Regions from separate parts of the Homo sapiens genome. Here region 1 is linked to region 2. A link is a loop called in an ENCODE intact Hi-C map of the cell type or tissue named here. Cell type or tissue: endothelial cell of umbilical vein. All regions are shown on one strand. Links, peaks and the distances in the headings refer to the core of each region. The heading gives the core; the rest is flanking DNA. Region 1 has its middle 38 kb from the start of IL22RA2. Region 2 holds the start of LOC105378017 (a long non-coding RNA gene).

Region 1 (12,479 bases), core at 3,041-11,040, 180 kb before region 2:
GTCCCTTCTATGCCGATTTGGCTGAGGGTTTTAATCATAAAGGAAAACTGGATTTTGTCAAATGCTTTTTATGCGTCTATTGAGATGATCATATGAATTTTGTTTTTAATTCTATTTATGTGGTGTATCACAATTACTGACTTGCAAATGTTAAACCATCCCCTGCATCCCTAGCATGAAACCCACTTATTTTGAGAAAAAACAAAAACAGATTAATTTTAAATGATGTAAAATTTTGTTCTTTGCACAAATATGAAGGGAAATGATTAATCAGGTATTGGCTTTACTAGGCAGGAAAGAAAGCCTGTTCTTAGTGGGCATTTAGATTAAGGAATCCTCTAAAGAACAAGTCTCCCTTATTATTCTACATTGTGAGGCAGGGCCATTTTTTATTTTATTGTGTCTTATTTTATTTATTTTATTTTAACAAAACCTGTTCTCAAAACAGTAGAGATGGCATGCTAGGAGAGTACAATGGCAGATGCTAACTATGTATGTATACGGTGTGTGTGTGTGTGTGTGTGTGTGTGTGTGTGTGTGTGAAAGAGAGAGAAAGAAACAGAAAGGGAGAGAGAGCAAGAGCAGCAAGCATTTGAAATAAATACTGAAGACATTGTAGTTGTGGTGTATTTAATAGAGTTTTGGTCACTAGCATTGCACTGGCCATGTATTAGGATGTCAGTAAATATTTCTGGCCTGAACTTGGAGCATTCTAAAATTGCCTTTTGTCCTTGAAATTTATATTAATAGGACAAAAGGGAGATATTGGTTTTTTGGTTAGAGTATTCATACAGCCACATGACTTCTGAAGACTATCAGATGGGACCTTGATTTACTGCTGTAAAAATGTACTTTTTACATACTAGGTTTACACACTAGATTTCAAACTAGGGATGCACGAATGGTTTAACATTTGCAAGTCAATAAATGTGATACAACACATAAATAGAATTTAGTACCAAGGAAGCTGTGAATTGAACCATGTGATATAAGCAAAATGAGAATTTGCTGACAACAGTAGATGTTGGCTGATATCGTCTCTGATAAAACCCTGACCAGAATAACCAAGCATAGTTCTGTAGGGCTTTTCTGTGCTCAATTTGCCCTAATTGTATCATCTGCAGAAAGATGAACTTTCCGGCCATGTTCTTCTCAATATTTAGAGGTTACAGTTTAAAAGTCTTTTTTTAAAAGCTTAAACTGTAACTTTGTCTTCATAACTTACAGTGGCTTCATTCTCTACTGGGTTTTCTCCATCTGCTGGGAAGTTGTTTAAAAAGTTTAAGCTGTAACTTAATGCAGATGATACAATTAGTGCAAATTGAGCACAGAAACTTTACTTTTGTTAATACAATACATAATTCATGTCACACACACTTTTTTTTTGTTCTATTAGTCAAGGATCTTCTGGTTGAAAGTGATAGAAATTTAAGATAATAGTAAAATAAGGGGAAAAAGTAATTAATATGTTCATTTAAAATCAAAGTACGGAAGGTGGGCTGGTTTTCAGCACAGCTGGATTTACTTGAATACTATCAGGAATCTGTCTCTTCCCATCTTTACTCTGCTTTCCTTCACATTGGCTTTCTCCTCTACTGGGCTCTCTCTACGCTGAGAAAGTTGCCTGCAGCAGCTCTAAGCCTAACAGATCCTTGCAGTGCATGACTCCAGAGGAGAGAACTGGCTGTTCTTCTCCAATCTCAATGTTTGTATTTCAAATAGCTCTAATTGATCCACCTGAGTCAAGTTCCACCAGATGATTGCCCTGTGTGTGTGATGGGGTGGGAGGTGGGAAGACTTCTTTGACAAGGTGGCAAACAGGGCCAGGGAAGGCAAAGAGTCAGCAGAGCTCTGGGGGCCGTCACGTCGCATTCTTGGGGCTGTGAATGAAATGAGGGATGTGTATGGAAATGGGGTAGATCTACCATTTGCCTCTTCTCACCCAGCTCTCATCTTCTCAGACCCCTAAAAAGAATAAACAGACCCATCTCCAGGACCATCATCCTTGGGCACAGTATCATTTCAGCTGAAGGGTGAAGGGCCTTTCTGCTTAAAACATGTATTTCCAGTTACACAGCACTGCCTGGAATCAGTTTCACTCAGAGCAAAGCATTTCATTCCAAATTATTCTTTTACAGATAAAAAGCCCCAAATGCAAAAATCTGGCAGGATAGGCTTATTTGTGAGAATGTCAGTCAAGTATAACTGACTGCTTTTTGTATGCGACTGAGAGTCAGAAAGAAGGAAGGCAAATGGTTCCCAAGAGGGAAGGAATGCCAGTGGACCAGCCTCTGCCCCACATCCGGCCAAGGGGCTATGGTAAATAGAGGCTAGCTATTGTCAAAGAAGTACTAGAAGAGATTGAGGTCCCAGCTGAAAAAAATGATACCTTTGGAGCATCAGGAGCAAGGTTTGTCTCCTTGGCAACCCTCATTTTGTAGAGATCAATTTTTGTAATTCGGCTTAAGCAACATCTAGCAATTGACTATGTAGTGATTTTTGTCATTGTTTAGACACAAAGGTCTACTTTCCTTTCCAGGGAACATAATCCTTACTAGCAGGATAAAATAAAAGAAAATCCACAAGAACAATAAAGAAAAGTTCTATTCACCAAGTTCACTTATTTCTCTGGGTAAATGGCAGTTTAAAAAGTTAAGGAAACTTATTTCTCTGGGTAAATGGCAGTTAAAAAGTTAAGGAAACCATGTAGTTTGGTGCGAGAATTTCAAGATGGTTATGATTTTAAAAGGCTTGGATAGAGTTTATCCTAAATTAGTTTCATCTTATCAAGCTGGTTTTATCTTTTTCTTTTTTTGCCTTGGAACCATTGGAACTTAATTTACCAAAAAAAAATTACGATTTTTTTTTTGCTTGGAGGTCAAGATACCATAAAAATGATTGACAATAGCCTTAAAAGTAGTTGAGAGTGATGTTAGCAAGATGGCCAATTAGAAGCCTCTCCCACTCATTCCCCTAACAAAGACAGCCAAAAACAACAAATAAACAACTACATTCTGATAAAAATAACTAAAGGAGAATGCCAGAGTACATCAAAGGAGTGGCAGAAACCCCGTGGAACACAGAAATCCAGGATGGCCACACAGAAAAAGAAAGGAAATGCCTTGCCTCCACCATCCCATACCCCAGTCGGATCAGCAAGGAACCAGGAGGGATATCTCTTTGCAGGGAAAAGGGAAGCAAGAGGACCCCAGCAGCCCTCATCACCACCTTGAACACCTACAGTCCTCACCACTGAGGTTCTTTGCAGTCCTCATGGGCGTATTAAGCTTAGTTGAGAGAGCTGCCTGGAGTCCACACAGCTGCACTTCCCCTAGAGAAGAAGCCAACACTGTGCCCTCCTCCCTGTGGTCCATGCAGCTACTTCACTGTGCCATCTTGGAACCAGAGCCACTGTTTGAGTGTGTCCTGCTCCATGGATTTGCCACAGCACTCTTCCATCCCTGAGGTTTTGTCACCACTGAACCACCCCTGCCTGATAGCTTGCCATTCCTGAGCCAAGCTACCTTGGAGCCTCTCCATCTGCCCCTCCCAGTTGCTTCTGTGCCCCACCCTTGTGGCTTGAGCTGGAGTGGTGTACTGCTTCCCAGGGAAACAGCGCCTTGGCTGCCCTGAGCAGTGCGCCCCCTGGACCTGAGCTGAAGCAGCACCCTACCACCTGAGAAATCAGTGCCATAGCCACAGAGAGCAGTGGCTCATCCCAGAGCTGAGCTGATATAGTACCTGCGTCCCAGAGAAACAGCATTGGCTGAACTGAGATATCTTTTCCTATAGGCTGAACAACCATAGTACCTTGATTTCCTAGAACTGGACTAGCCCCCTAGAATCTGAGCTACTAAGACACCTCCTACTCAGGGAAATGGAATCATTACTGTGCTGCTCCCTGCCCCCCAGGGCCCAAGCAACTCCAAACACTCTACCATTCTGGCATCTTTGCTGCCACTGGATCTGGCTTCACAGGGTCTGGGATACTGCCTAGTCCTACTGTCCCAGGGTCCAGAGTCACCACTGCCTGATGCCTCATCCCCAGGGCCTGAGTTGCCACTGTGCCCTATTGGCTCTGGTTCCAAAATTGTAGCTGTACCCTGCCTCAGAGTCACAGGCCCCGGCTTTGTGGGCAGTCTGCACCTAACCATGACTCAAGAGAGAGAAACTGTACCTTAAGACCCAGGTGCCCTAATAGGTTCATGAGACCCTGAGCCCAGGGCCCTGGTGCAACAGTCACTTTGAGCATCTGTGCCCCAGAACCCAGGGCCACTGCAGCTGCTTGTAGGTTGTGTCAGACCTGACACCAAGAAAGATCCACTCAACTAAGAATCCCCGCTGTGAGGAAAACAAGAACAAGAGGCCACCCAAAGCACTTGTAACTGAAGACCTTAACAGCCTATGCTACTATCACTGCTTACTACAAACTCCTACAGCCTAAGCCACCAAGGCACCCACAGTTATCATTGATGTTGATTGCAGCTAAAGCAGCTGCATGGAGGCTATACCACTGCATCTACTTAAAAACAAAGTCACCATACCCTTCTCAGCTGGCACACTAAGACCCATGTTCTGGTGAAAGTCTTTTCCTGTGAAAAACACTTGGTAGAGTTTGGAAGAGGTGATTGCTCCACCAGATGTGCAGACATCAACCCAGGGACATAAGAACCATGAAAAAGCAAAGAATATGACATTACCAAAAGAACACAGTAATTCTCTAGTAACTGACCCTCAGCAAAGGAAATTTACAAATTGCCTAAACAGGATTTCAAAATAATAATCTTAAGAAAATTTAGTGAGATACAAGAGAATACAGATAGACAATTCAAGACAATCAGAAAAAATCATGATCTGAATGAGAAATTCAACGAAGAGATAGATATTATTAAAAAAGAACCAAACAGAAATCTTGAAGCTGAAGAATTCAATGAATAAAATAAAAAATACAATAGAGAACTTTGACAGCAGGCTAGATCAAGCAGAAGAAAAAAAAATCTCTAAACTTGAATATAGGTTTCTTGAAATTACCCTGTCAGAGAAAGAGAAAAAAAAGAATGAAAAAGAATGAGAACAGCCTAGAGGGCATATGGGCCATCACTAAGTGAACAAACATTTGCAGTATGTTTATTTCAGAAGGTGAAGAGGCAAAGATAGGAGTGGAAAGTTTATTTAATAAAAAAATTGCTGAAAAACCTCCAAGTTTTGGAAAACGTATTATCATTCAGATCCATGAAGCTTAAAAATCTCTAAACAAATTATATCCAAGTAGGTTCTCTTCAAGACACAATATAATTAAACTGTCCAAATTAAATAACTATTAAAAGAGAATTTTAAAAGCAGTGCTAGAAAAGCAAAAGGTCACATATTTAAAAAATCACCACTAGACTATCAACAGATTTCTCAGTAGAAACCTTGCAGGCCAGAAGAGAATGGGATGATATATTCAAAGTGCTGAAAGAAAACAACTGGCAGCCAAGAACATGATACCCAGCAAAACTGTCCTTCAGAAAGGAAGAGAAATAAAGCCTTTCCCAGACAAGCAAAAGTTGAGAGAATTCATCAGCACTAGAAAAGAAATGCTCAAGGGAGCTCTTCAAGTGGAGATAAAAGACGGTAATTACTAACGTGAAAATGTATGAACACATATAATTCACCGTAAAAGTAAATATATCATCAAACCCAGAACATTACAATAATGTTATGGTGCTTGTAAATTATATATATCTCTGGTATGAAGGTTAAAAGAAGTCAAACAGTTGAAAATAATGGTAACTATAATAAGTTGTTAAGAAGTACATAATATAAAAAGATGTACATTGTGACATAAAAATATAAATCATGTGTGTTGGAGGGGGGGAGGAGAATAAAAGCCTATTGTATGCAACTGAAGTTATGTTGTTATCAGTATAATATAGTCTATTATAACTATAACATATTCTATGTAAGCTTCAGGGTAACTACAAAGTAAAAAGCAATGGCAGATACATAAAAGATAAAGACAAAGGAATAAAAATGTAGCACTACTAAAATCACCAAATTACAAAGATAAACAAGAGAAGAAGAAAAAAACAAAGGATCTATAAAATACCCAGAAAACAATAAACAAGAAGCAGTAGTTAGTCCTTACATACTAATAAGTACTTTAACTATAAATGAATTCAATTCTCCAATCAAATGACATGGAGTGGCTGAATGGATTAAAAAAACAAGATCTAATTATATGGTGCCTACAAGAGACCCATTTGAGTCTTAAAAACACATGTAGGCTGAAAGAGAAGGGATGAAAGAAGACACTTCATGCAAATAGCAACCAAAAGAGAGCAGGAGTGGCTATACTTAGTAGATAAAATAGACTTCAAGTCAAAAACTGTTACAAGAAACAAAGAAGGTCATTATTTAATGATAAAATGCTCAATTCATGAAGAAAACATAATCATTTTAAATATATGTACCCAATATTGGTGCACCTAAATACATAAAGCAAATGTTAATGAACATAAAGAGGGAAATAGATAACAATAGTAGAGAGAAATAGACAGTAACAGTAGGGGACGCCATTACTTTACATTTAACAATGAACAGATCAACCAGACAAAAAATTGATAAGTAAATGCTAGAATTGAACTGCACTTTAAACAAAATGGACATAACAGATATATACATACACACACATATATATACATATATATGTATGTGTGTGTGTATATATATATATATAAAATATAAAATGTTCCATCCAACAGCAGCAAATACACATTCTTCCTTAGTGCATATAGAACATTCTCTAGGATAGACCATATGGTAGACCACAAAACAAGTGTTAATAAATTTGAGAAGATGAAAATCACATCAAATATTGTTTCCAAACACAATGGTATGAAACTAGAAATCAATAACAGGAAGAATTTTGAAAAATTTACAAATACATGGAAATTAAACCATTTGTTCCTGAACAACCAATGAGTCAAAGGGGAAATTTTTAAAAATCTTGAGATAAATGACAATGGAAACATAACATACTAAAACCTGTGGATTGCAGCCAAAGCAGTTCTAGGAGGGCAGAAGATTACAGCAAAAAGTACCTGTGTTAAAAAGTAAGAAAAATCCCAAATAAGCAGCTTAACATTGTGCCTCAAGGAACTAGAAAAAAGAACAAACTAAAACCAAATTTAGCAGAAAGAAGGAAATAATAAAGATGAGAATAGAGATAAATAAAATAGAGAATAGAAAAGTGGTTAAAATTTTTTTGAAAAAAAAATTTCACAAACCCATAGGCAGACTCACTAAGAAAAAAAGAAATAAGACAAATATGTAAAGTCAGAAATGAAAGTGGAAACATTACAACAGATGCCTCAGAAATAAAAAGGATCATAAGGGACTATTGTGATCAATTATATGCCAGCAAATTTGATAACCTGTAGGAAATGAATACATTCTTAGACAAATACAACCTACCAAGGTTGAATCAGGAAGAAATAGAAAGCCTGAATATAATAATAAACAAAGAGATTAAGGTAGTTATTAAAAACATCCCAACAAAGCAAACCCAGGACCAGTTGACGGCTTTAAAGCTGAATTCTACCAAACTCTCAAAGAAGAATGAACCCCAATATTTCTTAAGCTCTTCCGAAAACAGAGCTGGAAGGAGTACTTCCTAACACATTTTATGAAGCCAACATCATCTCGATACCTAAGCCAGGCAAAGATACCACACAAAAAGAAAAGTAAAGGCCAGTAGCACGGATGCACATTGATGCAAAAATCCTTAATAAAATATTAGCAAATCAAATTTAACAACAGACCAAACATATTATACCTCATGATCAAGTGAGACTTATCCCTGGCATGGAAGGCTAGTTTAGCATATGCAAGTCAATCAGTGCAAGTCAATCAGTGTGATACATAACATTAACAGGTAGAAAGACACAATCCACATGATCATATCAATAGATGCAGGGAAAGCATTCAACAAAGTTCAACATCTTTTTTTGATAAAAACTCTTAACAGTTTAGGTATAAGAAATTTCCTCAACATAATAAAGGCCATTTATGAAAAACCCACAGCTAGTATCATAATCAATGTGAAGAAACTCAAAGCTTTTTTTCTAAGATCTGGTACAAGGCAAGGATGCCCACTCTAACTTTTGTTCCACATAGTACTGAAAGTACTCTCAAGAAATAAAAGGTATCCAATCCAGAAAGAAAGAAGTAAAATTATCTCTATTTGCAGATGGCATGATCTTGTAAGTAGAAAACCCCAAAGACTCCACCAAAAAACTATTAGATCTAATACATGAACTCAGTGAAGCTGCAGGATACAAAGTCAACATGCGAAAATCCATGGCATTTCTATCCACAAATAGTGACCCAGCTGAAAAAGAAATCAAGAAAATAATCCCATTTATGATAGTATCAAAAAAATGCTTAGGAACAAAGTTAACCAAGGTGGTAAAATACCTCTACATTGAAAATGATAAAACATTAATGAATGCAATTGGAGAGGACACAAATAAATGGAAAGATAGTCCATGCACATGGATGAGAAGAATGAATATTGTTAAAAATGTCCATACTATCTAAAGCAATATATAGATGCAATGCAATCTTGATCAAAGTCTCAATGTCATTCTTCACAGAAATAGACAAATCCTAAAATTTGTGTAAAATCACAAAAGATCCTAAATAGCCAGAACAATCCTGAGAGGAAAAACTAAGTTGGAGATATCACACTTTTTGATTTAAAATTATGTTACAAAGCTATAGTAATCAAAATAAAATGCTACTGGGAAAAAATGGACACATAGACCAGTGGAACAGAGTAGGAAGCCCATAAACAAATCCAAACATATATGGTCAACTAATTTTTGACAAGGACATGAAAAAGGAACAATTGAGGAAAGGACAGCCTCTTCAATAAGTGGTGCTATGAAAACTGGATTTCCATATGCAAAAGAATAAAATTGGACTCTTACCCCATACACAAAACAACTCAGAATGGATAAAAGGCCTAAACAGTAGACCTTAAAGCAAAAAACTCTTAGGAAAAAAACTCAGAGGAAAAACTCCTTTACAGTGGCCTTGGCAATGATTTCTTTTGTGTTTTGGATATCAAGTCAAAAGCTCAGGCTACGACAGCAAAAATAAATAAATGGGTCTACATTAAACTAAAAAGCTCCTGCACAATAAATGAGACAACAGAATGAAAAGACAACCTACAGATTGTGAAAAAAAAATTGCACACTTTATATCAAATAAGGAGTTGATATTGAAGATTTATAAAGAACTCATACAAATCAATAACAAGAAAACATATAACCCAGTAAAAAATGGACAAATGACTTGAATAGACATTTATCTAAAATGACATAAGAATGGACAGCAGATACATTGGAAGTATTAGTTGAAAAGGTGTCCAACATTACTAATTATCAGAGAAATGAAATTAAAACCACTATGAGATACCACCTCTCACCTGTTAGGATAGCTGTTATCAAAAGATAAAAGATAACAATATTAATGAGAGGGAAAAAGGAAGCCTTGTGCATGTGGGAATGGAGATTGATGCAGCCATTATGCAAAATAATACAGAGGCTCCTAAAGAAATTAAAAATAGAACTACTATATGCAGTTAATCTTCTGGGTATATACCCAAAGGAAATAAAGTCATTACCTCGTGAAGATATCTGTATTCCTATGTTAACTGCAGCATTATTGACAATAGCCAAGATATGGAAACAAACTAGATGTCCTTCAATGGATAAACTATGATATGTACATACAATGGAATATTATTCAGCCTTTAAAAAGAGGAAAATGAGGAAATCTTGCTATTTTCCACAACATGGATTGACCTGGAGGACATTATACTAGGAGAAATAAGCCAGAGACAAAAAGAAAAATATTGTATAATTTCACTTATATGTGGTATTCTTCCCAAAAGATCAAATATATAGAGAGAATGAAACAGGGTTACCAGTGCTGGAGTCTGGGAGGGGAGAATGGGGAGATCTAGGTAAAAGGTTACAAAGTAGCAAATATATAGAATAAACAAGTCAAAAAATGTGTTGTACAGCAACATGTGGATTAAAATTAATAATAGTGTTATATACAGGATTTTTTCTAAACTAAGTATATTATAGCTGTTTGCCACAAGGAGAAACATGGTATATTAGCTCATTTTGCATTGCTGTAAAGGAATACCTGAGATTAGGTAATTTATAAAGAAAAGAGATTGATTTGGCTCACCGTTCTACAAACCGTACAAGAGGCTCATGGTTCCACAAACCGTGCAGCTTCTGCTTCTGGTGAAGACTTCAGGAAGCTTTCAATCATGGTGGAAGGTGAAGGGAAGCAGGTGTGTCGCATGGTGAAGGGAAGCAGGTGTGTTGCATGATGAAGGTGGGAGCGAGGGCAAGGGGTGAGGTCCCAGGATGTTTAAGAACCAGCTTTCATGTGAACAAACAGAGCAAGAACCCATTCATTACTGCAAAGAGGGCAGCAAGCCATTCATGAAACATCCACCCCCAGGACTCAAACACCTCCCACCAAGCCTCACCTCCAGCACTGGGGATCACATTTCAACATGAGGTTTGGAGGGGACAAACTATATCAAATGGTAACTGAGAAGATTAATAAATTGTTCCACTATAGTAACCATTTTACTACACACATGCATCTTATAACATCACGTTTTATACCTTAAATATACACAATACAATTTTTTTTTAAAAAAGCTAGTTAGATATGGAATTTACCAATGAGTGAATGTTTTCCAGTAATTGTGTAGACTTCAGAGCTCTTTCTGGCGAGTACATATGGCCTCCAACTTAATAAGGTTCGACTTAAGGTTTTTTGACTTACGATGGATTCATCAGGATGTAACCTCACAATAAGCTGAGGAGCATCCATATGTACCTCCATTCATGCTGGATAAATGGATTCTTTTTTTTTTTTTTTTTTTGAGACACAGTCTTGCTCTGTCACTAGGCTGGAGTGCAGTGGCATGATCTTGGCTCATTGCAGCCTCCGCCTCCCGGATTCAAGCAATTCTCCTGCCTCAGCCTCCCGAGCAGCTGGGATTAGAGGTGCATGCCACCACACCAGCTAATTTTTGTATTTTTAGTAGAGACGGGGTTTTGCCACGTTGGCCCGGATGGTCTCAATCTCTTGACCTCGTGATCCGCCCGCCTCGGCCTCCCAAAGTGCTGAGATTACAGGCATGAGCCACCGCGCCTGGCCAACAAATAGGCTCTTTAAGGCACTGCTCTTCTTTGTCCCTGAGAGCAGACAGCCACCCACCAGCTGAACAGCTGCTTTATCAGGCCTCCCTGTCCCATGCTCTCTTAATACTCACCCTTCAACATACTGACATTAAAGGGGAAGAAGAGTCCCAGAGTTCAACAGGGCAAAACTGACATTTGAAAAAGGAATTTTAATTAAGAGACTAAAGGGAAATCTCTATGTACAAAGGCTGAGAGGAAGTTCTAAAGGGTCTGATAGAAAGAGAATAAGCTGTGGAATTAGACAGATATGGTTTCCAGACCTTGGCAAATCACTTAACCCATCAGAGGCTCACCTGTAAAGTAGAAACAATCATGACTTGTAGGCAGTATGAAGAAAGAGAAAACAGAGTATGTGCAAGTGTCACCTTGGGCAGGCCAAGGCCTAAACCTGATGAGAAATATGCCTGAGGAAACTACCGTCACTGTATCCTCTCTCACAGCCAGTTTGCAGGATTGCGGTGAGACTGTTTGTCACCATTTGCTTGCTCCTGTGAGCAGGCAGACCTTTGGCGAGATCCCTCAAAAGATGGGTGAGGGAGAACCCAGGGGCTGCAAATCCCTGTGAGGATGGCAAAGAGGGCCTCTCACCTGCCAGAGCATTATTCCAAGCAACCGGCAGTAGCCACAGCCCTGTCTTCACAGGGGAAGGTAGGGACTGGGGGTGCTTAATCCTCACTAGGAGCTGTGTGTTCCCTATTGAACCATTTCTCCAGATTTCTGTATTGCATCTTGTGTGTCCATTAGAATCTTTCCTTCGGTCTCATTGGCACATGAGAAGTTAGCTCTCTTCTGTTGCCCCTTCCCTCAAACAACTTTGATCTAACCCCAGGTAAAATAGGCTCATCTGCCTATAGGGTGTATTAGTCAGGGTTTCCTGAGGGACAGGACTAATAGGATAGATGTATATATGAAAGGGAGTTTATTAAGGAGTATTGACTCACACAATCACAAAGTGAAGTCCCACAATAGGCCGTGTGCAAACTGAGGAGCAGGGAAGCCAGTCCGAGTCTCAAAACCTCGAAAGTGACAGTGCAGCCTTCAGTCTGTGGCTGAAGGCCTGAGAACCCCTGGTAAGCCACTGATGTAAGTGCAGGAGTCCAAAAGCTGAAGAACTTGGAGTCTGATATTCGAGGGCAGGAAGCATCCAGCAAGGGAGAAAGGTGGAGGCCAGAAGACTCGGCAGGTCTGTTCTTT
Region 2 (12,479 bases), core at 1,608-9,607:
GCAAGGATTAAGGCATTAAATATTTGGGATTTCTATTCATATTTTAAAAGTCACAGAAAATTACATTTCTTGACCCTTTTTTTTCCACATTTTAATTATGCCAAAAATGATTTTAACTAAACATTTTTCCTTATCAGAAAAAAAACCTGGCTTAAAAACAGTGTCTTCTCTCTATCTCTGGCAATATCAATATTGATATATAAAAAGGACAGTATATACAGGTAACTTTCCTAAGCCTCCCAAGACCCCTTTCATAATCCAGGCTATGTGCTTACTCCATAATGTTGTACAGTCCTGGTGGGGTCTGCTTCGCTGTTTCCAAACTGTGAGGAGCTTTGAAAACCATCCAGTCCCATTTCTTGGTTTTACAGATGGTGAAATGAAGGCCCAGAGAGATAAAATTAACCTAAGCAAAGTCATTGAAGAATAGGAAAGAGTAGTGTAAAATCACACTGCTAGAAAAAAAATCTTCCTTCATAATTAATTTTGAAAATTCCATGTCTAATCTGGAACTAAATATTCCCTGTAAAAGAAAATTCCTTGAATACCATGGATAATGCATTCTAATATCTAACAACCTTTTTAGTCAGAAGTGTCATTCTTGAGTGTAATAACCTCTTTTCATGCAAATTAAGCTTATTTCCACTTGTTAGATGCTTAACAGAGATGGATGATAGTCACTTTAGTAATTATAATCACACAAATGTGCATTAAAATATTTGTCAGTGTTAACTTATGCTCCATTATTTTCTTTGTACTTGCTAAAGAATTCAACATTTAAAATTTTCTAACATGTCTTTGCTTCCCATCCCCAGTTACTGAGACAGAAATCTCAATATCATGATTTGCTCCTCTATATTTTTCACTTTTACCTCTAATAAATTACTAAGGCCTGTTTGGTTTTGTTCCTTTGGTAGCCCTCAAATCTCCCAACCTTAATGTCACAATTTAATTTATACCACAGTCATTTATCACATTTCTCACATTATCACATTTCACTTGTGATAATTGCTGATTGATTAGTCAGCAATTATTGTGACAACAGCCAATTCTAAAATCTTGGTTGTTTAACGAACAAACAAACATTTATTTCTTGTTTGTGTTACATGAAGACAGCAGGTTAACCGCAGGTTTGACTGGGAGGGGTGGGGCTTGCCTGAGTCTAGCCGGGCTTGCCTGACTTTGGCTCGGCTCCACATCTTATGTCATTCCAGGGCTCAGGCTGAGGCAGCAGTTCCTGTTTGAGGTTAACTAGTCTCATGGCCAAGGGAAGAAGCTCAGGAAGGACAGAGCCACATCACATACACTTAAAACTTCTGCTCGGAGGTGGCATATGTTAAGTCCACTAGGATTCTGTTGGCCAGAGTGAGTCCTGTGGCCAAGCTCATAGTTGTTAGGATAGGGCAGTATACTATACCCACAGGAGAGTGTGCTCAGAGTCAGGAGGGAGCCAACAATTGCGAACAAGTAATGGAGTCTATCACAGTTGGTAGCCTGCCTACAGTTGTGTTTCTCTCCAATTCAGCCTCCATACTAACTCACAAACAGGTCAGGTGATACTTAGCAGCCTTAGAATTAAATCCAATCTCCTAACCATGGCTTCAAAGCTCATGTTAGTCTGGCTCCTTTATACCTACTGCTACTTTCATCCCTCTCCATTCCCCATCTGAAACCCTACCCTCTAGGCACAGGAAACCTGTATTAGTTCCCCAGAATAAGCCATAAGTCATATTTCTCTATTGTTAGGGTCTCTGCTCATTTTCTTTCCCCTCTCAGGAACACTCCTACCCACATTTCACCTGGCTCACTTCTGCTGGTCCATCAACGCTTTCCTGACTCTTCACACAGAGTTCAGAACTCATTTTATGTTTTCCCAGAGTATCCTCCGCCCCTCTATCAATACTTACCCCACTGAATTGTAATTGGCTGATTACTTATTTACATCTCTCACTACACTGAAAACTCCCTGGGATGGACACAATTTCTACTGTATTGCACCCCAGTCCTTGGCACAATAACTTATTTAGCAATTGTTTGTTAAATTCATGAGAAAATAATTTTTTTCTGCATCGTGTTATTACTGTATATGTAAAGTCAACCTGATTATAGTACTTTCTCAAAAACTTTCAAATCATTTTCTCATGCAATGAGAAAATTGCATTTAGGGATTTTGCATTTTATTTTTATGTGAATAGATCTCATATATATGTCATAGCTCTACTTTGCTAGTTTGGCCACTTTGGGGGAATATGTAACTACAAACAACGTTAGATTTCAGACTCTTCATCTGCAGTACAAGAACAATGCATGTTGGAATAATTTTGAAAATGAAGTAATATTGCATACACTAGGTACACTAAACCCAAACATGTAATAAAGTGCCTAAAGTTTTTTTTTAATTTTCATTATTTTTTTCATTTCTGATCATTGTGAATTGACTTTTACTTTTTTTCTCTCTACCACGCCCCACGGAAAAAAAAGTTGCTAATTAATACATTTTCTACTAGTTGAAACAGGGAGGAAATATTAGTTCAAATTGTCTAAGTTTATCCAGTTAGATGGTAGCAAGCTAGGATTAAAACTAGCCTTTCAATTTTCTATTCAGTGTAGTATCCACTTTTCTCTGTCTCTTTTTTTTTGCTTGCATAGATATCACTCAGTTTTCTTTCAAGGAAATGTCTAAATTTACTATTTGTAAAACAAAAGCATATTATTAAACTTTTTTTTTTTGGTGCAGGAAGAAGAGACACAAAGACTTTCTTTGCAAGGCAGGATTTTTTCTTATATTTGATTATGCAAACTTTTGGGGCCTGAATTGTCACATAAACATTCAATTTCCTCATTCATTCATTCATTCATTTATTCATTGATTAGGCCTTTATTAAGAGCTGGGGTGAAAGAAGATTTAGGAACCTCTTCAGAGAAATAAACCTTGAGAGAGAAATAGAATCTTCTAGAAGAGAAGAGGAACGAATAGCATCCTTGGCCCAGACAGTCCTGGAAAACAATAACCTGAACATTGCTGTGCGTGGTGGCTCCTGTCTGTAATCCCAGCTACTTGGGATGCTGAGAGGGAGGATGGCTTAAGTCCAGGATTTTGAGTACAGCCGGAGCAACATAGTGAATGCCTGTCTCTAAAATAATAATAATAATGATAATAATAATAATAATAATAATAAAAAATAACCTAAACATCCTTCTAAATGACCAGTTTCTTATTTCTCTACATAGAACTATGCAGACAGCTCTTCGTGAGATCTTGACTATAGTACAATGATTTTTATTATTGACCAACTTCACCCTGCTCCTATACAGACTATAAATTTCTGGGCAGCAGAAATCATCTCTCTTTCATCTTGCATTAAACTAGCACCTAGTCCAGTGTCTTGAACATAGTAGGCACTCAAAATGTTTGAGAGGCACATGCCTATGTTTTAAAATGTCTGATTTAGGTAATTGGGTCCTCTTGATCATTTTGCTGGTCTGAGGCTGATGGACATTAACTGATAAACAGACCATCATTGCTTAAATCTCCTCTTTTGTGCATTCTGGAGACACTACCTCTATTACCTGTTCTTCAGTTGCCCTTACTCACCTCCTCTCTTCACCTCTCTTTCAGTACTTCTTTTTAATTGTTGCTGCTCCTATTCATTAAGCCATTTGAAAATGTGGGCTTGCTTTCCTGATCGGGCAGCATCTGTGACCCTAAAGGAACTCATGATTCAATCCTTCATGTGAATACTTAATAACACATTTGAAGATAACCTTTTACTTGCACACTAGATATGCACCAGAATTTAATCTTATTTTCTGCATTTCCTACAATATAAAAGTCAAGTCCCTTACCAAGACTTTTGTTTCAGAGACTTAAGATCCCATTGCCCTTGATGGGGTTCAGGACTCACTATCCCAAAATATGGAACCTTGGCATATTGGGCATTTTAAGCTGAAGTAATTTGAGAAAACTGCAGAAGTGGGAAAGTCACTCTCACTTGCTTTCCCACTCCTGCTGCTGGCCTTCTTCCGGTCATAAAACCTGGGAGGATATTCTGACCCTCCCCTGAATAAGGTCATAAGACTCTCATGTGAGAGATGCTTTCCTTATACCCAGAGGACAGGAATATCCTTCTCTCTGAAGATGAAGGGTAACAGAGAAGAATCTGAACAAACAGGCCTTTTCCCAGTTAATGGTAATAAACTTCTTCCAGTTTATTACCATTAGATGATACTCTTTTTGCCCTGTCATATTTCTTCATGACTGTCCACTCTTCATCAAATCTACTATAAAAAACATTCAGGTCCGGGTGCAGTGGCTCACGCCTGTAATCCCAGCACTTTGGGAGGCCGAGGCGGGTGGATCACGAGGTCAGGAGATCGAGACCATCTTGGCTAACACGATGAAACCCTGTCTCTACTAAAAATATGAAAAATTAGCCGGGCATGGTGGCGGTCGCCTGTAGTTCCAGCTACTCGGGAGTCTGAGGCAGGAGAATGGTGTGAGCCTGGGAGGCGGAGCTTGCAGTGAGCCAGGATCCCACCACTGCACTCCAGCCTGGGCAAGAGGGTGAGACTCTGTCTCAAAACAAAACAAAACAAAACAAAAAACATTCAGGTTGAACTGTTTCTTCAGGTCTTCATTTCCTTATGAAGGCTCTGGTATCATGTACAATTTATATTAAACACATTTCTATGCTTTTCTTTCATTACTTTTTTTTTTTTTTGAGACAATGTCTTGCTCTGTCACCTAGGCTGGGGTGCAGTGGTGCAATCATGGCTTACTGCAGCCTTTACCTCCCAGGATCAAGCAATCCTCCTGGATTTTTGTAGATACAGTGTCTTCCTATGTTGCCCAGGCTGGTCTCAAACTCCTCAGATGAAGCAATCCTCCCACTTTGGTCTCCCAAAATGTTGGGATCACAGGTGTGAGCCACTGTGCCCAGCCTCTTTTGTTAATCTTCATTTTGTTATAGGGCCTCAGCCATGAACCTAGGATAAGTAGAAGGAAAGAAATATTTTTCCTCCCTTCCACCCCCTATATTTGCTGGCTCATTTCCCCCACCTTTCTCCAGAGATCACAGATTTTAGCTAATTATGGCTTTTTGCCATTCTTCAGACACGTTCTGCTCTTCCTCATCTCTGAACTTGGTTTTTGTTGATCCCTTTCCTAGAAAGCACTCTCCTTCTTTGCCTCTTCTAGCAAAATCCTACTCCTCTTTCAGCCTCTACTTTGTGAAGAGGTCATTGCTTCTGTCCCTAACTCTCCATAATTTCCAGATGAATGAATGAATGAATGAATGAATGGTTTACTTGACAGTTCAGATTTGTTCAACATGAATTTACTACCTCTTTCCTATAAGTCTATTTTTAAAACTTGTTTTGATTTGATACTCCTGATTGATTAATTAATTTGATTTGTCTTTTTCTAGCTTGGGATCCCCTTCAAGTAGTTCTTGAGTCAATTTTTTCAATATCATGATGAGCATATAATAATATATTATTTTGTAGATATTCTTCATTTTTCCCCATATGTAGGCTGTTGGTTTAACCAATTTATAAGCCCGGTGCTGACCAAGGCTTGAGTCTTTATTTATTTTTGTGTACATTTAGGTTTCCACTGTCTTAAGACTCAAAGCCTAAAATGGGCATTATTCTCTTTGACGAGTCTTCATATATCACATATGCCTGTAATAGTGTGCATTTTAAGGAAACACGGTGGATTTCTTTTTAAGTGCAGATGGGTTATTATTATGGAAAATAAGACAAAAATATCACATTGTATCTTCTAAGAAAATTGAGTGAGAGGAGAAAGTTACTATCTGACTTCGAGTTCATCAGAGAGGCTTAATGACTCACTAGAACAGAGGGCCCACTGGGAATTCTCAGTTCCACTGGAGAAGTCTTATGCTTGGACTAGATCCAGCTGCTGTGGTCTGCATCCCAACTCCACCGATTGGCAGCTATGTGACTGGAGCAAGTGATAAACTCCCCGTGCCTCGGTTTCCTTTTCTGTAAGATTGGGAGTAATAATGGTGTGCACGTCACAGGGTTCTTAGGAGAACTAAGGGAGTAAATATTTGTAAAGCCCTTAGAACAGTGCCAGACACATGGTTAAGTGCTGTAAAGTGTTGTTATTTCTGCTTTAGAATTTCTTCCACTTGTTTTTTAAGTTGGAGAAAAAAAATGCTTGTTCTCACTTTTCTGGGTTTCGACTGGAAGAATTAGAAAACAGTACAAGACTTTGAAGTTCTACACAGGTTCAGCTAACCACCATAAATTGCATCCCTGCCGCCCCCGCCCCTCCCCCTCACAACTATTTGAGGATGCTGCCCTCTCGTGGTCACTCGGCACTGCTTCTATAGCTCAGCCAGTTTGAATTATATCAGAATTTTCTTTGTCTCCACCTTCCTTTAACTTAAAGGCTCATTTGTCAGAAGTTAGAGTATTGCCCTCTGTGCATTACTCAAAGCATATCTGCTAATAACAGAAACAAAGGTGGATTTCAAAAACTTGAATGCCAAATATAATTGTTATTTCAATGGTTAGAAATGATTAGAAAATGATGTATGAAATTACAAAATGTATTGTCTTAGGTGTTTTTACTGATATGTTTGAAAATGAGATAAATAATGGCTAAGTTCACGAGGATCAAGAGGAGATCTCTTTGATAGTGATTTAGGCATTCCTTTTAGGAAAAAAAAATTATGACCTCTATCAGGTATAGTTATATTTCATATTAAAATTTAGATTGTTATATTAAGATTTTATTACTTTGGCAACATATTTTCCAAAATTAAAGAGACAAAACTTACAGTCATTAAAATGATAGCTTATGCTGTGTAGGAAGTCTATTAATATTACAGATTTTATGTTTTTCATGATCAAATTTTCTTTAGTCAGTGCACCAACTGTCTAAACCCTGTTTCTTCAGGAATCTCATATACAGAGATTTATTTTCAGGTGAATTTGTGAAAAATTCTTCTTTGCCAATTCTTTTGATAACTTACATAACTCTGGAGTACAGTTTGAGGAATGCAGCTCATCTCCACTGGGTGAACCATTATGCAATTCCCAGCACCAAAAGAGGAACATCAGAAGATCCGTGACTATTTATTTACACATTTGTTATCGTTTCTACTCGAGAATAAAGAATGAGTTTGAACTCTAAAAGCTCAGCCTGCAGGAAGCCCCATCAGTCTCTCCACACTTCTGCTGTCTTTCCTATTGTAGGCGGAACATTATTCAAACCACAGGCTCCGAACTCCCAGGTAACTGAAGCCAGCAGGAAGCTCTGTTTGATATCAAGTATGTTCTTTATCAATCTTTTTGTTGTGATGGGAAGAAATGAACCAGCTTTACTTTTATCTTGCCCTGTTTTAACATTACCCAGTAGGTGAATGCTTTATTGGTATGCCTTGGCCAAAGTCTTTGATATATACTGATTTTGTGGTCATAAATTTCCCATATTAAAAACATTTTTAATGGTTTTCCATCTACGCATACCAACCATAAAGTTTCACATGTCATGTGCTTTTATTAAAAGTATATTTAAAATTCTGCTGATAGGAGTCACCACATGGAAAACACAACTTGATTTTCCTTATTAGATGCTGGGAGACAGAAGCCCTTCTGCCATCAGACAGAGTCAAACCTAACAATGCAATCCTGAACTTTGGGGTCAACATTGTAGACTCTACTGAACACTCAGTCTTCATGCTTTTTTATGTTAGAAAGACTCAGTGAAATAAGAAAATGAATTGCCTTTATTTTTTTCCTCCGCAAGTAGTTGGTTTTCAATGATCAAGCTAGTTTTGTTTTTTGACACACAGGTAAACTATATATTGAATCTACTCTTCATTCTTTGAAGAATATTATTGTGTCATCTTGTTTGGATTCGGTGTCAGTTTTACAGGGAAGGTACCAGTTTGAGCAAAATATAGACATTTAAAGCAGTACACATGTTTAAAATGATTTTAAACTTGTGTCTTTATCTTTCCTACATCTTTTTGTTCGATGCACGATCGATTTTGGATGTTGTTTGTTCCAAATCCCCAAAATTCAAATAATTGAAGTCAAGGAATTCAGATTTTCCTGACAGAAGAAAATTTCGTGAGAACATTTTACACTTTTATTTTAGATCAACATTACTGACTGGTACCTTTTAGTACCTTTTGTGATTTAAAGCCTATAAATATGTTTTTTAGTACCTTTTGTGATTTAAAACCTATAACTACTTTAAGTATCAATTATCTCAGGGCTATCTTCATTCCAGTATTAGAAACAATACATTTATTTAAACACATACTTTTCTCACCTTAGAACATTGTAACCTTCTCACAGAATTAGTGTACTGAGCAAACCTCCATTTGACATTATTGCCAGAATATTTAAAGACTATTACTGAAAAGGAATAAATACATGAAAAGACTATTTTATTGTTCTTGTTGAACTTTTCATTTGAAACCAGTGCCTCGGTCTTGGTGCTACTGACATTTTGGGCTGCATAATTCTTTGTTGTAGGGGCTGCCTTGGGCCTTCTACAATATTTAGCAGTATCCCTGGTCACTACCCACCAGATGCCAGTAACACTCCCTCCCCCACTGTAATAACCAAAATGTTTTCAGACATTGCCCAATGTCCTCTGAGGAACTGAATTCCTACCTCCTGCCAGAACCACTGTTTTAAACCAAAAAACTGTGTACCACATTGCTTCTCTTGCAACATCTCCAGTCAGGACTTGGCCATTTTGCATGGCTTCCAAGATCAGATGTAGGATATATGGTCACATACATGTAGCTACATGTCTCCATATTTTTCTACTTCTTTTCCATCTTCCTCCCTTCAACTATAGCATGCTTCCCCACAAATATGCACATGTTGAGGCTAAATTTGCATTATGTTGGCCATCACAGGCTGGAGACTCCAGGAGACCTATGTTTGCATTCTCATCACTCTCCCAAGCCTAAGTCAGTGCACCCCCCCTTTTTTTTATGGAGTCTCGCTCTTTCGCCCAGGCTGGAGTGAGGTGGCACCATCTTGGCTCATGGCAACCTCTGCCCCCCAGATTCAAGTGATTCTCCTGTCTCAGCCTCCGTAGTAGGTGGGATTACAGGTGTCTGCCTGGTCTTGAACTCCTGACCTCAGGTGATCCACCTGCCTCGGCCTCCCAAAGTGCTGGATTACAGGCATGAGCCATCTCGCCCAGCCAGTGCATCCTTAAAAGGATGATCACACCTGTTTCATAGGTGCTGTGGGATTGATTACATAAGGAAGTGAATTGAAAGAAAACTAATTTCAAGATAACGTTCTTTGTGACAGGCATGAGGTAGGTGATGTATTTAGGTTACACTACATACTCCCAACATTTTACATAGAGAGAAATTGTGATGCTGAAAGACAGAATAACTTTTTCAAGGGCATACTGGTGTCAAATAGAGAAGTCACCTGTGCTTTCAAGGTACCTAAAGACTTCTCACAGTTCCTGAAACAAGGGAAGTTCTCAAGTATTATTCAGCCACTTATCTTCAGGAGGACCAAGGTCTGGTTTGGTTGAATTTTTACTCCATCAAAAATCAAATCTAGCAATCTATTAACCCTGCCCATTCTATTCATTTGGATAATAATCCAAAATACTCTGGTAAATTTAGAATTTTATTCAGAGTCCAATTCTTTTTTATCTTCTTGTTAAGATTCATGTTAACCTTAATTCAATTAGTTGGGAGGTTTACAGTGATGGGAGTTAGTTAAGCATATTTGCTAAGATGTGCTTATTTCTGTGGCTCCTGGTAACCCTTTCTCACCTGGGTTGCTTTTACGTCTGTGCTTTGTTCTTAATCACTGGCAGATGCAAAAGTGCATCTGTGAGAGAATCCTACGGTTCTTTGGGCTGCTGGTAATGAACTTTTGACACAGACCTGATTTGGGAGGAAACAGGTGGAGGTAGCAAAAAGAGTTGAAAGCAAATTATTTTTTCAGATTAAAAAATTTGTTTTCAGGTAGAAAGAAACATTGAGCAGAAAAATGAGATAAAGCAACAACAACAATAATTTTTAGAAGAGGGCGGCATTTTTCTCAGAGAGATTTTTATTTTGGTCATTTCTATTGGAACATGTCATGAAAATTCCTTGGTATTAGACAGCAAGGCCAGAACAGAGAGAGCAGCTTTGTGGGCTTTCTTAGAGCAGGAGTCCATGTTGGAACAAGTCCCTGATTGTGTCTTCATCTTGCCACTGGTGTTCTTACTTAGGGGATCTCAGGCCCGTGTGTTTGCAGACAGGGGAACATACGGAATGATTTCTTCAGTAGCAAATAATTGAACCCATTGGAAGGACGGTGAGCCTGTTTAAGGGACAACACGGAGGCCAGATTTTCCACCTCAGGTTTTTTGCCTATTCTACTTTGTCTTATTGTATTCTTTCAGCTGTAAGAACTATGATTTTATTCCTAGAGTTACATAATCCCAGAGCTGGAAGGCCTCTATATTCAGGTCTTAAAACAAAACAAAACAAAACAAAACAAAACTCTTTAAAGGCCACAGGACACTTCATTCTGGAAAAAAAAATCTGATATGGAAAAGAACTGAAAAAAGTGGATCCACCCTGGTCAAAGCTGGGTGTGCAGGCCTGCAGGTCACTGGTGTGCCTGGCTCAGCTCATGTCCTCTCAGACTTGTGTCATCTTGAACACTACCGGGACTCCTGGGGACTCTGTATCCAACCTCAGAAGATAGAAAGTCCTCGATGATGAGGAAATTGCAGCTAGCAAGTTTGAGTGGGACGCCCAGGCCACGTGGTTGGCCTCCAGATGCTCAGTCCCTCTGCACCAAATCAAATAGAAGGTCACTGGCCACCAGACCATCTCTGCTGGGATCTCAGACCTCCCCAGGATGACGGAATGAGAGTTCGGGGTTGTGGCATGTACAAGACTCTATTCTGGTGGCTTTCATACTGGTAACTGGGGCTTCCAAAAATGCTTCTCAGAGTTTTGGTTACAGTTACAGCAGTAAAAAAAATCCTACCAAGTAGCTTTTAGAAATATTTGATATTTTTCATTTTGAAATTGTCATCTGTCATTTATCTAATTCTTGTGTTATTGTTTCTGTGCAGCAACATTTGTGATCATATGTCCATCACAGAGAAAGGCTAAGACACAAAAGAATAAACGTCACCAACACATGGAGGCTATGTTAGAGTATGATTTTCTAATTTTAGGTTCAAACGACATTGATGAACATTTTTAATGTATGAAAAACAATTAGGCTGTCATTTGCATTGGTAACTGTGCAGAGTAAAATTTAATAAGATGGAAAATGTACTAAACAGGAGAGGAAAATGTGTAAAAAATTAAAATGACAAACCAAGGTTAGTAGGGTGTTGCAAAAACCATTTATGCATACTAAGGTGTAGCCAAATGAAATATGGGCTCAACTTGCCATAAAAGATTTAAAATTTTTATAGAAAATCACTTCAAAATATAAAATTATGATTTTATATTTATATGGGCTGTTTTTCTAGAAATGTTGATGTTTATTATCTGTTTTTAACTATCAGTAATTTATATTTGAATGTTAAGGGCTATGAATATAGAATAGTTGTCAGATTTCAACAGTTCTAAAATAATTGTCTTAATTTCACATGAAACCTATTACAATAAATAGTATTTCTGGCTAGGTATAAAAGACATTGGTTTATTTTCCAATAAAATTATAATTCATCTGGTTTATGAGCAGGAGCTTAGAGATCAACTACAATATGAAGCAGTTCAATGTTTAAATATTATTTCTCATTTCATACCTGTGATTCGAAAACCTTTCCTGTTCATACACAAAGTGAGAAAATGTATTTCTAATCACAGCAGTAACCATATACTAATAAAGACATTGCTGAAATTGAGGTTCAGTGTGTGTGTGTGTGTGTGTGTGTGTGTGTTTGTGTGTTAGTGGGTGCATGGGTTTTGTTTTTTTCTGAACTCTAATACACCCAACATACCGGGGGATTTGGAGAGGCCAATAGAGCAAAACGCCATGACTATCCCGTGGTGATGGTCAGCTCACAGTTTGAGAACCTGACGAACAGCTTGACCGGCCAGCCTGTGGCACCCACAGCGAGTGGCTCTGGATGCAGCTCTCGGACAGGAGAAGTGGGTTCTTCCAAAAGCAAACAAACTCCGACCCACGGTCTTCATCTGGGCCCATCAGGTCAACCGTTGTTTTACAGAACATCGGCGATTGTCTTTCTCCTTGTGTCAGGAGCCTCTTGAAACATTATACGAGGATAATTAAGTGGTGAATAAGGGTCAATGTGGACAAATAAATCAAACTGATAGTTTGAACACAGACTGATTGAGCAAAAACAAGGAATTCTGCCATGCCTGTTACTGCAGTGCTTGATGTTAACTGACTTTGTTAACATTACATCCAAAGGCAGCAAGTGGGAAAGCTTTGTGTGGGATCAAAAACTGAGCAAAGAGACACGGGATTTAATT

Evidence for each region. Hi-C counts contacts between places; a loop is a spot of excess contacts. Peaks named below come from ENCODE experiments on the same cell type or tissue, not always from the same donor. Only the 100,000 strongest peaks of a DNase experiment are listed, where the experiment ranks them.
Region 1: a loop joins it to region 2, with 11 times the contacts of the local background. A loop is called at or near these places in 9 of 110 quality-filtered maps.

What each region holds. Positions count from the first base shown.
Region 1 is chr6:137,129,714-137,142,192 of GRCh38, forward strand. No RefSeq gene overlaps it. Among named protein-coding and RNA genes, the nearest start is that of IL22RA2, 38 kb to the right of the region's middle. In endothelial cell of umbilical vein, for the core only: no CTCF peak of the experiment used is centred there; a DNase peak (open chromatin) is centred at 6,548.
Region 2 is chr6:137,308,151-137,320,629 of GRCh38, forward strand. LOC105378017 (a long non-coding RNA gene) reads right to left here and starts at 5,965. Exons shown (of 3, transcript XR_943043.1): 1 at 5,854-5,965; 2 at 276-406. RefSeq lists an enhancer at 6,940-7,540. In endothelial cell of umbilical vein, for the core only: a CTCF peak has its summit at 6,348 (motif pointing left); a DNase peak (open chromatin) is centred at 6,291.